Regions from separate parts of the Homo sapiens genome. Here region 2 is linked to region 1. The links are chromatin contacts, found by Hi-C or POLR2A ChIA-PET in ENCODE. All regions are on one chromosome and are shown on one strand. The core of a region is the stretch at or near the end of the contact, and the rest is flanking DNA. Distances in the headings are between cores, read along the strand shown. Region 1 overlaps FTO (FTO alpha-ketoglutarate dependent dioxygenase). Region 2 overlaps FTO (FTO alpha-ketoglutarate dependent dioxygenase).

Region 1 (6,063 bases), core at 2,456-4,955:
CAGACGTTGATATATAGCTACAATTGTATTATTTCCAAAGGTGTGTTTCTTTGTAAGCATTTGGGGAGTTGTGGGGGGACTACCTGGTGGCTATTTCTAAATAGGAGTCACATCTTCCTAGCCCAAAACAGAAAACCAAATAAAACAAATGTCATCAAACTCTAAAGTCAAGATTTTCAAGTTCAAGCTCAAATTACTAACAATCTTTAATAAAAAACAAAAAATAATAATGTGTGTCCTGATACACCAGGATTATTCTGTGACCACTTTTTCTCACCCTAAATCTCAACACCATTTTATTAACTGCTTATTATCTAAAATATTTATTAAGTGCTTACTACGTACCAGGTACTGTTGTAAGTTACTTGTGTGCATTAGCTCATTTTAACTCTAGGCATAGTATTATTATCTCCAGTTTATAGATGAGACCACTGAAACACAGAGACATTAATCTGACCAAAGACATTAATTTGCCCAAAGTCACACAGCTGGCAAATACTGGAGCTGGAATTTAAAGCCCCTGGACACCAACCCCTGGCTTCCAGGGCACGAGTTCTTAACCATGAGAATGCATTGTCTCAATAAATGACAAACTGGTTTCTGCTTAACACTTTCACAAAAAGAGAACTCACTTCTCTTCAGGAGTTAGACATTAAGTTCCATGAACACAAAAGCCATGGCAATTTTGCTCATGACTATAATATGAGTGCCCAGAATTTACTCAGTAAATGGTAAAGGAATGAATAAATGGATTTGTGCATGGATGAATGAGGTATTATTACATTGTAATTCTACAAAATTCTAATAATTCTACTGGTGTCACTGGAGGAGAGTAATATTGGTCAATTCCCTTCCCTAATACAGAAATACATGGAATGATTAATGTAGGTTAGGGCTGCATTAGCTTTTCGGCTACCACTTTCCTTAGGACTTGGCATGTGAATCGGTGTCAGACTGGAGTTTCCTGATTCTGTAAAATGCAACTGATTTATTTGTAACCAAATCACAGGATTTTACATTTACCTCTGTAACGTTTGATCTGATTTGTTCCTCCCTAGTTTTAGGCTGTCTTAAAGAAAGAGTCAGACATGATCAACACATTAACCTGTCCTCCCTGTATTGTGTTGCCCACCATTGTTAAGATACCTTCCTTCTCTGTCTTCATTTAGTAATTACCATTCACATGATAGGCAGGGCAAGACCAGTATTCTTCCAAACGTTTTTTTTTTCATGCAGCATCTGTTTATTGAGCACCTACCACCAGATGGAAACAAGGTCCCTGTTCTCACAAAGCTTTCTACCAAATCAAGTAAATAAATAAAGAAAAGCAACCCCAAATTGTGTTAAGTACTAAGACAGAAACAAACCAGCAGGAAATCTTATTAGAACAGGAAGAATTCTCTAAGGAGACGGGATTTAAGCTGAGATCTTCAGGAAAAGAAGGCACCAGAAATATGACAAGCCAGAGAAAGTGCTTCCCAGAAAGACAGACCAGAGAAGCCAAAGGCACTCAGGAAAAAGACCAACCTATTCTAGGGACAAAAAAAGGCTTGTTTTACTAGAGCACAAGAGCCAAAGACAGAGTGGCATGCTACGAGGAGGCAGAGGAAGGCGGAGGCCAGATCACACATAGCCCTAGAGGTCGTGGTAAGGAATCTGAAGCTAACTCTAGATGCACTGGAGGATGTAGAAGGGAGAAAAATAACTTGATTTACATCTTATACAATCGCTCTTAGTTATAATATCAGGCACAGATTGGAAAGAGGCACATGTGAGCGTGGAATGTGCTATTACAATCATCTGGAAGAAAAGTGATGGTCTGGACTAAAATAGAGACAAAGATAAGTGGACAGATGAAATACATACGTTGTAGGTAGAACTAAAGGATGTGCTTATGAATTAGATGTAAGGGATAAAAAAAGATATAAGTCTTTTGGGGTTTTTTGGGTTTTTTTGAGATGGCGTTTCGCTCTTGTTGCCCAGGCTAGAGTGCAATGGCATGATCTTGGCTCACTGCAACCTCCACTCCTGGGTTCAAGTGATTCTCCTGCCTCAGCCGCCCGAGTAGCTGAGATTACAGGCATGCGCCACCACACCTGGCTAATTTTGTATTTTTAGTAGAGACGGGGTTTCTCCCTGTTGCTCAGGATAGAAGTTAAGAATACATTCCAGATTTCTGGATTTAACAACTAAATAAACAATTTACTATTCTGTGAAATAAGGAAAACTGAGGCAAAAGAGAAATAGTAGAAAGAAGAAAAGGGGGAAATGAAGAGTTCACTGTAGAGCTGCAGCCTTGAAGATACCTATGAAACCTCCAGGTGAAAATATGGTGGGCGGGGGGAGGGGAATTGGATGTACACATCTGGAGCTCAGAAGAGAAAGCAGGGCAGAGGAACGCAATGTGGGAGTGATCAGCACACAGCTTGGTTTTAAAGGCCTAGAAATGAATGAGATCACCTAGGGAAACAGTACAAATATCAAAAGGAGACCAAAGCTATTTCCTGAGTCGCAGCAGAAGCCTCAACAAAGGAGAACCAGCAGAGTGTATTATTGCAGAAGCTAAAAGAGGAGAGCATTTCTAGAAGGGCGGGGTACTCAACTATGTCACCTGACACTGAGAGGCCAAGTGAGATGAAGACAGATGATCCAGTAGATTTGGCAGCATGAAAATCACTGATGGCAATGACACGAGCAATCTCAGTAGAGTGCTGGGGGTGAAAGTCAGATTGGAGTAGGCGAAGATGGAATGAAAGAGGAGGAAGTGAGATGGCATGTAGAGATGTCTCTGAATGGTTCTGCTATGAAGGGGAGTAGAAAAATGGAGCTTTTGATAAAGAAGAAGGCTAGACTAAGGGACAATCTCTAATGATGGAAGACGCTAGAGAACACCAGAGTTTCTCAGTACACTCATGAGAATGATACAAGAGAAAGAGGCTGACGATGCAGAGAGAGTGAATAACCAAAGAAGTCGAGACCTTGAGTGTCTAGAGCAGTAGCCCCCAAGTCAGGTATGCAAGGCTTTGTAAGGCCATCTGGAAGAGTGGTGGGGCACAGGGGAGAGGTAGAACTGCTTTATTTTTAATATAAAATGAAAGAACTCAAGCATTATTAAAATATGTATGCATATATATATATACACACACACATATACACACAAATAGGTTTAATATGAATATTATTATAAAACAGACACGAGTACATGAGTACTACCACCAGCACACTACTGGTGGTGTGCTGGAGTCAGTCCACACTGGCTCATGAGAGCCCACTGTGTGCATCTCTTTCCAACTGCACATTCAGTAACACCGTGACGGTGGCTTGAAACTGTCCACAGTGAGAGTATTTACACTGCGGAAATCAAAAAACACTAAAAATCAAGGCTGGTTCTTTCCCCCTACAGGCCACTTGTTAAACACTTTCTAGGATGTCACTGTATGTGCTTATCTACTGATAAGAGTATGTGATCAAAAATATGTGGATAGGAGAGAAGATACTTCTTATATTGGAATAGGCTAGAAGGAAAAAGAAGGTATGAATTCAGATAGGATGATAAATGTAATAATAGTAGGCAGATGAGTACGTTCTAGGGTTTCTTTTGGAGGGGTGGTAGTTAGAGAATGCTCTGACTTTCTCAATGAAGTTAAGGTGAATCACTAGCTAAGAATGTATGCTGGTCATTAGAGCTGTTTGCCAAATAGTTCTGGATTCCTCCTCTGCCACCCAGCTTTTTGGGCCCAGTGTAAAATTACACTTCCTGGTCCCCTCAGGATGGATGAAACATGGGATTACTTCTGTCCAGTGAAAAATGATGGCCATCCCTTCCAGCCTGGAACATGTCATTGTCACTGCAAGACCCTCCAGCATACTCTGCACCCCTCTGCCACAGCAACCAGCTGGTGGCTGCTTGGATCTCTGAGCTACTTTAATGGGTAGTGACTCTGTGCCAACCCACAAATGATACATAAAATGGACAAGAAATATTATTGTGTGGAGCCACTGAGATTTGAGAGTTATCAGTTACTATAGCATAATCTAGCCTGTTCTGAATGAGGCAGAGTGCAGGAGATATTATAGAAGACATGCAGAAAGTGGGAGGAAGTATGCAGAAGAAAAATGAATGAGTCAAGTCTGAATGTGAAAAAATGACTTTACTAGGTAAGTGTGGTAGGACTGCCCTGCTTCTCAAAATGCCTATCTGAGGTGTTGACCATGAATTGAAAGTGACAAAGAGAAGAGTCATGTGGCATACCACTATGGATTGTCATTGAGATTGTCAGGGATCCATTAAGGATTGAGTTTCCATATTTTAGTTATCCCCATTGGAAAACAGAAACAGTGATATCGTACTTTCTATTTACATAGCTTATGAAGAAAGCAATGCAATCCTGTAAGCAGAGACCAAATATTCTGAAGCCATGAGCAGCAACTCTAATTCTATCACTATACTGGTTACTTTCTTAGCAAGTCCCTGAGGCCCCAGTATACTCAAAGCAATGATGAAGAAGTGATGAAGAAGGTAATTTCTTCACACTGTCTTAACACCTCCAGTACTCTCTGAATGGTCCTTAGTATAAAACAATAAAGAAAAGTATGGTAATTCCCAAGAACTCTGTTTCTGAACACACTCCCCTCTGGGACTAAGAAAGGAATACTGAAAATAATGCACTCATATGCACAAACGCCTGCCCACCCCCCATTAAAATTCTGCTGCCCTTATTCAACATACACTGGGTCTCAACACTGCATAAGATATATTTAATATGGGGAAATTATAACCCTATAGACCAGGAAAAACATATAACCACATAAATATCATCTGTAAATACCTTGACATAAAAAACAGCATAAAAAGAAAATAATGGCATGGGAAAATATTCCATTTTTTTCCCACTCAGATCATGTCCCCTTTCTCTCTGACCATATGTGCTTCTATTCCTGCAGTCCTCAAGTGTCCAGCTCTTAAATACTTCCCCCAGGCTCCTCCCCCAACTCCACACCTGGATGGTCCTTCCCATCCCTGGGTCATTTTCTTATAGAAACCTTTCCTGGACATGGATGAAACTGGAAATCATCATTCTCAGTAAACTATCGCAAGAACAAAAAACCAAACACCGCATATTCTCACTCATAGGTGGGAATTGAACAATGAGATCACATGGACACAGGAAGGGGAATATTACACTCTGGGGACTGTTGTGGGGTGGGGGGAGGGGGAGGGATAGCATCAGGAGATATACCTAAAGCTAGATGATGAGTTAGTGGGTGCAGCGCACCAGCATGGCACATGTATACATATGTAACTAACCTGCACAATGTGCACATGTACCCTAAAACTTAAAGTATAATAAAAAAAAAAAGGAAACCTTTCCTGAATCTCCACCCTCAAATAGGTGCCCTCTGTTATCACTCCCCACGCTTTACTTCTCTTTTGTAGCACTTATCTATTTGTAACTATATTTATTTAAACTATTATTAGTTTAATAATCTGTCCTGTAAGATCACAAGCTCCTAAAAGAAGATAGTACTAGTGGCCTGGAGCGGTGGCTTACACCTGTAATCCCAGCACTTTGGGAGGCCGAGGCAGCTGGATCATCTGATGTCAGGAGCTCGAGACCAACCTGGCCAACAAGGTAAAACCCTGTTTCTACTAAAAATACAAAAACTAGCTGGGCGTGGTGGCGGGCATCTGTAATCCCAGCTACTCAGGAGGCTGAAGCAGGAGAATCACCTGAACCCGGGAGGTAGAGGTTACAGTGAGCCGAGATCACACCACTGCACTCCAGCCTGGGTGACAGAGCAAGACTCCATCTCAAAAAAAAAAAAAAAGAAGAAGAAGAAAATAGCATTAGTATCTGTTATAGCCACATCACTTGGTTCCACATAAGTGCTCAAGACTCCTTTCTAAGAATAAAAGCTTTAAAAGACTGAAGCAGATGAGTGGAGATCTTGGCTGGGGCAGGAAAGAAAACTAAATGTAAAGAGGCATGAGAGATCTTTTTGGGGTGCTAAAAATGTTCTAAAACTACTGTGATGATGGTTGTATGCCTCTGGAAATTTACC
Region 2 (6,063 bases), core at 1,002-3,501, 43 kb before region 1:
TGGAGATGTCAACATCCCTCTATCAGAAAACGACAGATACAGCAGGCAGAAAATCATTAAGGACATAGTTGAACTGAGCAATACCATCAGTCAATTGAATATAACTGACATACATAGACTATTTCATTCAACAACAGCAGAATACACACTAGTATCAAGCTCACATGGAGCATTCCCCAAAACAGACCACATTCTGGGCGATAAAACACGTATTACCAAATTTAAGAGAATGTTATCATTACTTTCACTTACAAATAAGCATACATAGGTACACACAAACACACACACACACACACACACACACACACACACATATGTGGCGTACATAATTGAATACATTGTTGTTATTATTGTGAATAAATTGTTATCTCTTCTATCAATTAAGGGTAAGAAAAATAATGGTTTTTATTTTACCTTCACTTATTCCATCTCAAAATCTCTTCCTTTCTTTATGTAGATCTGAGTTTCTGATCTATATCATTCTTCTTCTGACAAATTTCCTGCAATACACGTCTACTAGCAACAAATTCCCTGAATTTTTATTTGTCTGAAACATTTTTTTAAAAAATATTTGACCTCAGTCCAGAATGGAATTAAACTAGAAAATAATAACAGAAAGATAGTTGGAAAATTCCCAAATACTTGGAGATAGAACAATATACTTCTAATAATCTGTGGGTCAAAAAAATCTTAAAAAAAAGGAACTAAATGAAAGTGAAAACACAACTTACCAAAATTTGTTGGAAGCAACATTAGCACTGCTTAGAGGAGAATTTATAGCATTAAATGCCACAAATGTATAGCATTAATATAGCATTCTGCTTATATTAGAAGAAGAAAGATCTAAAATCAATAAGCTAAGCTTCTACTTTGTGAAATTAAAGAAAAAGAACAAATTAATCCAAAGCAGAAGAAAAGAAACAATAAAAGTTAATGCACCTCGATGAGATAAAAAACAGAAAACTAATAAAGAAACTTAATGAAAGCAAAAGTTGGTTCTTTTAAAAGATCAATAAAATTGATAAACCTCTAGGCAGACTAAGAAAAAAGAGACAAGAAACATATTACTAATGTCAGAAATGAAAGAGATGACATCACTACAGATCCCATGGACATTAAAAGGATAATTTTAAAATGATGTCAATAGTTATTTACCCAAAAATCTGAAAACCTATAAAAAATGAACCAATTCCTTGAGAAATAAAATCTGCCAAAACTCTTACAAGAAGAAATGAATAATATGAATAGGCCTATCTCTATTAAAGAAATTGAATCAATAATTAACATGTTTCCAAAGCGCCAGGCCCAAATATGTTCACTGTTGAGTTCTACCAAACATTTAAGGAAGAAATTATACTAATTCTTAACATTCTTTACTAGAAGGTAACACAGGGAATACTTCCAAACTCATTCTTTGCGGCCAGCATTGCCCAGACAGACCTTACAAAAAGGAAAACTAAAGACCAGTATTCTCTCATAAGCATAGATGCAAAAATCCACATCAAAATATTAGCAAATTGAATGTAACAATGTATAAAAAGAATTACACCACGACCAAGTGAGATTTATCACAGGTATAAAAAACTGATTCAACATACAAAAATCAACTAATATAATCTATCACACCAACAAGCTACAAAGAAAAAAAATATGATCATACCAATAGGTACAGAAAAACATTTGACAAAATGTGATACCCATTCATGATAAAAAATTCTCAGTAAACTAGAAATAGAGAAGAACTTCCTCAACATATAAAGAATGTGTAAGGAAACCTGCAGCAAATATCATACTTAGCGGTATGAAACTAGAAACTTTTCTGCTCAGAGTAAGAAAAAGACAAGGATGTCTCCTCTCAACATTCCTTTTCAGTATCATATTGGAAGACCTGGCTGACACAGTAAGACAGGAAAAGAAAACAAAAGGTATACAAATAGAGAAGGAAACAATTAGAGTATGTTTGTTCACAGATTATATTATTGTCTGTGTAGCAAATTCAAAAGAATCAATAATCTAATCTGACTGGCAGTTTCATAGGAAAGAGGAAGAACTAAAGGGGAAACAAGAATGGCAGCAGAAGGCCAGTCAGGAAGCTGTTGCAGTAAGTCATGCAGGAGTTAACAGTGACTTGAACTACAGAGACAGGGGAGGAGACGATAAGCAGACAACAGATTCAGAATGTTCTAGGAAAAGACAATAGGACATGCTAATGAACTGGATGAGTCAAGTCAGGAAAAAATAAACTCAAGAACAACTCTTGGGGTTTTCACAGCAACAACTGACTGAAGGTGAATAAGTCACAAAACCTTAGGACATTGCAAAATAATAACTACAAAATGCAATTAGAGGTGAGGATGAAAACATCAGTGATACATTTGGAGTTTTAAATCCAAATATAAACACAACAATATAGAGGATAAAAAGCAGAAGTGTGGCTGTAAGGCCTAATGAGGAAGGCTAAGTGGCCATTCTCTCTTCCCGTTTGCCATCTCTGAGGACATTCCTGAGCAGTTTTGGTTGATCCTGACTATGTTGCCTAAAGGAGGTTTCAGAGTCAAGCAAAATAATAAAAAGTGGAGTTTGAAGGGGGCTTCCCAGGATAAATTCCCATAAAAGACTGGGACAATGTCTAGGAAATACATAAATGCCAGTCTCATCTACCCAAATAAAAGCCTTATTACTCCTATGCTATTAATACTGGGACCCACAGTCATAATTAGGGGAAAAATCACCACCTTAATGAGTAGGTTTGTTAAGTGCTTTTGTTCCACTGAGGGGAACACTGAGTCACCTAGTGACTCAGGCCAAATGGCAAACACAACACTAGAAGGTATACTTTGAGGCTTCCACCTTCATTTAAATCCTTGGCAACTCTCTAATCAAACAATTCTTTTGAAATTGCTTCCAACTGTATCTAATCCTTTATGACTTTAAAAAAAGAAACTTGTAATTTTCATTTAAGAGCTTCTAATTTATCGAAAACTCCATCTATAAAAGCGACACAAGCTTCATGGATTGTGCATCTCAAAGGATATACTTAAGACCCTCCCAGCTTTAAAAGATTATTCCTAATAATTTTTAGAAAAAATAAATTAAAGAATGTCTATTTACCACAGCTATCTCAGAATACAGCTGAAACTTGACTGACACTGTATCCAACTGGAGTAAGAGTTTGTAGATGATGTGACAACACACACACAAAAAGAAAAGACGCTCTCACTCTTTGCTGGCTGAATGCTGCGTGCCCTGGCAGTGGAGAAGAGAGCTCTGGACATTCACTGTAGCATGAAATCTCATTTCATATATAAAAGACCACAGAAGCAATGCTATAATTTATGCTAGGGTAACCAATTCATGTTCACGACTTTCCTGGTTTTAATACTGAAAGTCCTGCATCCTGAGATCCCCTTGCCCACAGACTTTTCGAAAAGGACAGTTGGTCACCCTAAATTTACCCCAGCCCTTACTTCCTTGGGTTTGCTGTCACGTACATTACCAGGGCCATTTCACCCAAATTTCTTAGAGAAACAATCATGACTTTTGCTAAAGGCACTCTTGGGGTAAATAAGCCCAGTACTGAAATCCAGTCTTCCCAGCTTCAAACAATCACTGAAGCTTTTCATTCTTACTTACCTGTCCATTCTCATCTCTCAATCTTAATATTTATGACCTTGTTTTTCCTAGATGTGGGCCACCCATGGCTGAAAACATTTTCAGAATTTGATAGCCAATGAAAGGGGGAGGGGAAGGTTCCTGGCAAGATGCCAGTATAGACACAGGCCCCGTCCCATTCCTAGATTCTCAATGAGACAATCAATGGAACATAAAAATGGATCAAAACCTCTTTTGGCACTATATATTAGAGAAAGGTGCTCAATATGCCAGAAGTGCAAATGATTGCGCTGAATATAGTATAGGTGGAATTAGATTAAAGAAGGGCAAAGAAGGCTGACAGGTGATTGTCTCTCCAAAAGAGCAGCGAGCCTGATAAATATACCAATCAAATCCTGAGCAAAATGCTCACCTCTTAACTCAGAAAGCAAAGAGCAGGAGGGCAAGAGAAGCTTACAGGGCACTCAGAGAGCAAGGCTCTTGCCTCTGTAGCGAGCATTCTATGCACACAACCTGTGATACTCACTGTAGCCAGAATTCTGTGCACATAACCTGTGATACTCACAGACCCCTGGATGTGCTGCTGTTATAAGCCATGACTCTGAGTACCAGGCATTGCAGAAACAAGGAACTGGAGCAATCAGCAATGATAGGAGTGGGCCAAAACCTACCATGGTTTGCTCATACTGCAAGCATCCACATAAAGACAAAAACAAGTTCTTAAGCACACTCCAATTTATAAAATCTCTACATGACTGTGTAAGGACACATCTTCTTCCACCTTCAAGTAAAGGATTTGGCCAGGAATCCATACTAATCTCTCACAGAACCAATCTCAGCTACTTGCCTATCAGCCAGTACTAGTCTACTTTCTATGAGGATAAAGAGGCAAGGAGTAATTGCCAGAACTATGCAAAATTACTACAGTTCAAAGGAATGGAGGCACTTTGATCAAAACTGTCTTTTCTGAAAAAAGTTTACTCGAACTGACATGATAAAATTTTAGAAAATTCTCAGTTTTTCAAGAAGACACTTGATTCAAGAAGGCACTGCATCTGTGAAAATACGGTAAGCAGACATGAAGCTGAAACAGTATGAGATCAGAAAAAACCACTGGCAACTGACTTTTTTAATAGCATTTCTTCATTTAACACGGCAATAGATGGAGTGAACAGCAGAAAACATGCTGCAGAAAAACCAAATTACTGAGCTGGATGAGTGAACTCAAGAGATTCTCCTATAACTCAGGGAAAATACAAGAAATGAGTGATGGAAAACCTTAGACATGAGGAACAGATCCTGGAGATCCAAATGTACTTAACAGGAATCACAGAATGGAAGTAAAATACAGGCTGGGCATGGTGGCTCACACCGGTAATCCCAGCACTTTGGGAGTCCAAGGCAGATGGATTACTTAAGGCCAGTCAGGAGTTCAAGATCAGCCCTGCCAACATGGTGAAACACTGTCTCTACTAAAAATACAAAAAAAAAATTAGCTGGGTGTGGTGGCAGGCGCCTGTAATCCCAACTACTCGGGAGGCAGAGGCAGGAGAATTGCTTGAACCTGGGAGGCAGAGGTTGCAGTGAGCCGAGATCACACCAATGTACTCCAGCCTGGGCGACAGAGAGACTCCATCTTGAAAAAAAAAAAAAAAAGTAAGATACAGAAAGATATAAGAATAATCAAAGAAACACTAGAAGAATGTTTTCCAAGGTTGTGAAAAGACCAGAGTCTGCACTATAAAATGGTTGAGCAAGGACATAAACATATTCTGTTAAAAAATTAAATATAAAATACTACAAATGTCCAAACAGAAAATACAGCTTACCAAAATGAAACCATAATGTAGATCACCTCAGACATCTCCCAACATCAAATATCAGAGGTCACAGAACGATATCCATAGAGTTGTTGGTGGTGGTTTTTTTGTTTGTTTGTTTGTTTTTTGAGATGAAGTCTCACTAATCGCCCAGGCTGGAGTGCAGTGGCACAATCTCAGCTCACTGCAACCTCTGCCTGCTGGGTTCAAGTGATTCTCCTGCCTCAGCCTCCTGAGTAGCTGGGATTACAGGCATGTGCCATCACACCTGGCTAATTGTTGTATTTTCAGTAGATGATGTTTTGCTGTGTTGGCCAGGCTGGTCTTGAAATCCTGACCTCCTGATCTGCCCACCTCGACCTCCCAAAGTGCTGGGATTACACGGATGAGCCACTGCACCCAGCCTCTACAGAGTTTTAAGGGGGAAGTTTGATACTTAAGAATCCTATAGCCAATCAAGCAGATATTCACAAGTGAAAGGATAGGAAGTCACTCTTCTATAATGCAAAGACTCAAAGAATATGCCACGACCACTCCCCTGCCATTAGTCTTCATAAATATTATTAGAAACTACATTTTGGCTGACCAAGAGAACAATCAAGAATTTTTTTTAAATCACAGTACAAAAAGG

Evidence for each region. A loop is a pair of places that touch in the nucleus more often than their neighbours do. ChIA-PET counts read pairs that join two places held with the same protein, here RNA polymerase II (POLR2A). Pooled maps may share reads with other maps.
Region 2: a map of endothelial cell of umbilical vein shows a loop between it and region 1 (2.2-fold over the local background). The contact joins two enhancer-like sites. A Hi-C loop is called at or near these places in 5 of 168 maps with a recorded cell type or tissue (MCF 10A, PC-3, endothelial cell of hepatic sinusoid and 2 more) and 4 of 50 pooled maps. POLR2A ChIA-PET finds 5 or more read pairs at or near these places in 2 of 52 experiments (AG04449 and MCF 10A).

Annotation. Positions count from the first base shown.
Region 1 is chr16:53,819,778-53,825,840 of GRCh38, reverse strand. All of the region lies in intron 2 of FTO (FTO alpha-ketoglutarate dependent dioxygenase), which reads right to left. Among named protein-coding and RNA genes, the nearest start is that of FTO, 120 kb to the right of the region's middle. Within about 2 kb of position 3,705, at least 6 of the 41 ENCODE cell types and tissues checked have a DNase peak (open chromatin) inside an H3K27ac peak, as active enhancers do; they include endothelial cell of umbilical vein and mammary epithelial cell, where a contact is called at or near this core.
Region 2 is chr16:53,861,744-53,867,806 of GRCh38, reverse strand. All of the region lies in intron 4 of FTO (FTO alpha-ketoglutarate dependent dioxygenase), which reads right to left. Among named protein-coding and RNA genes, the nearest start is that of FTO, 160 kb to the right of the region's middle. Within about 2 kb of position 2,251, at least 5 of the 41 ENCODE cell types and tissues checked have a DNase peak (open chromatin) inside an H3K27ac peak, as active enhancers do; they include endothelial cell of umbilical vein and mammary epithelial cell, where a contact is called at or near this core.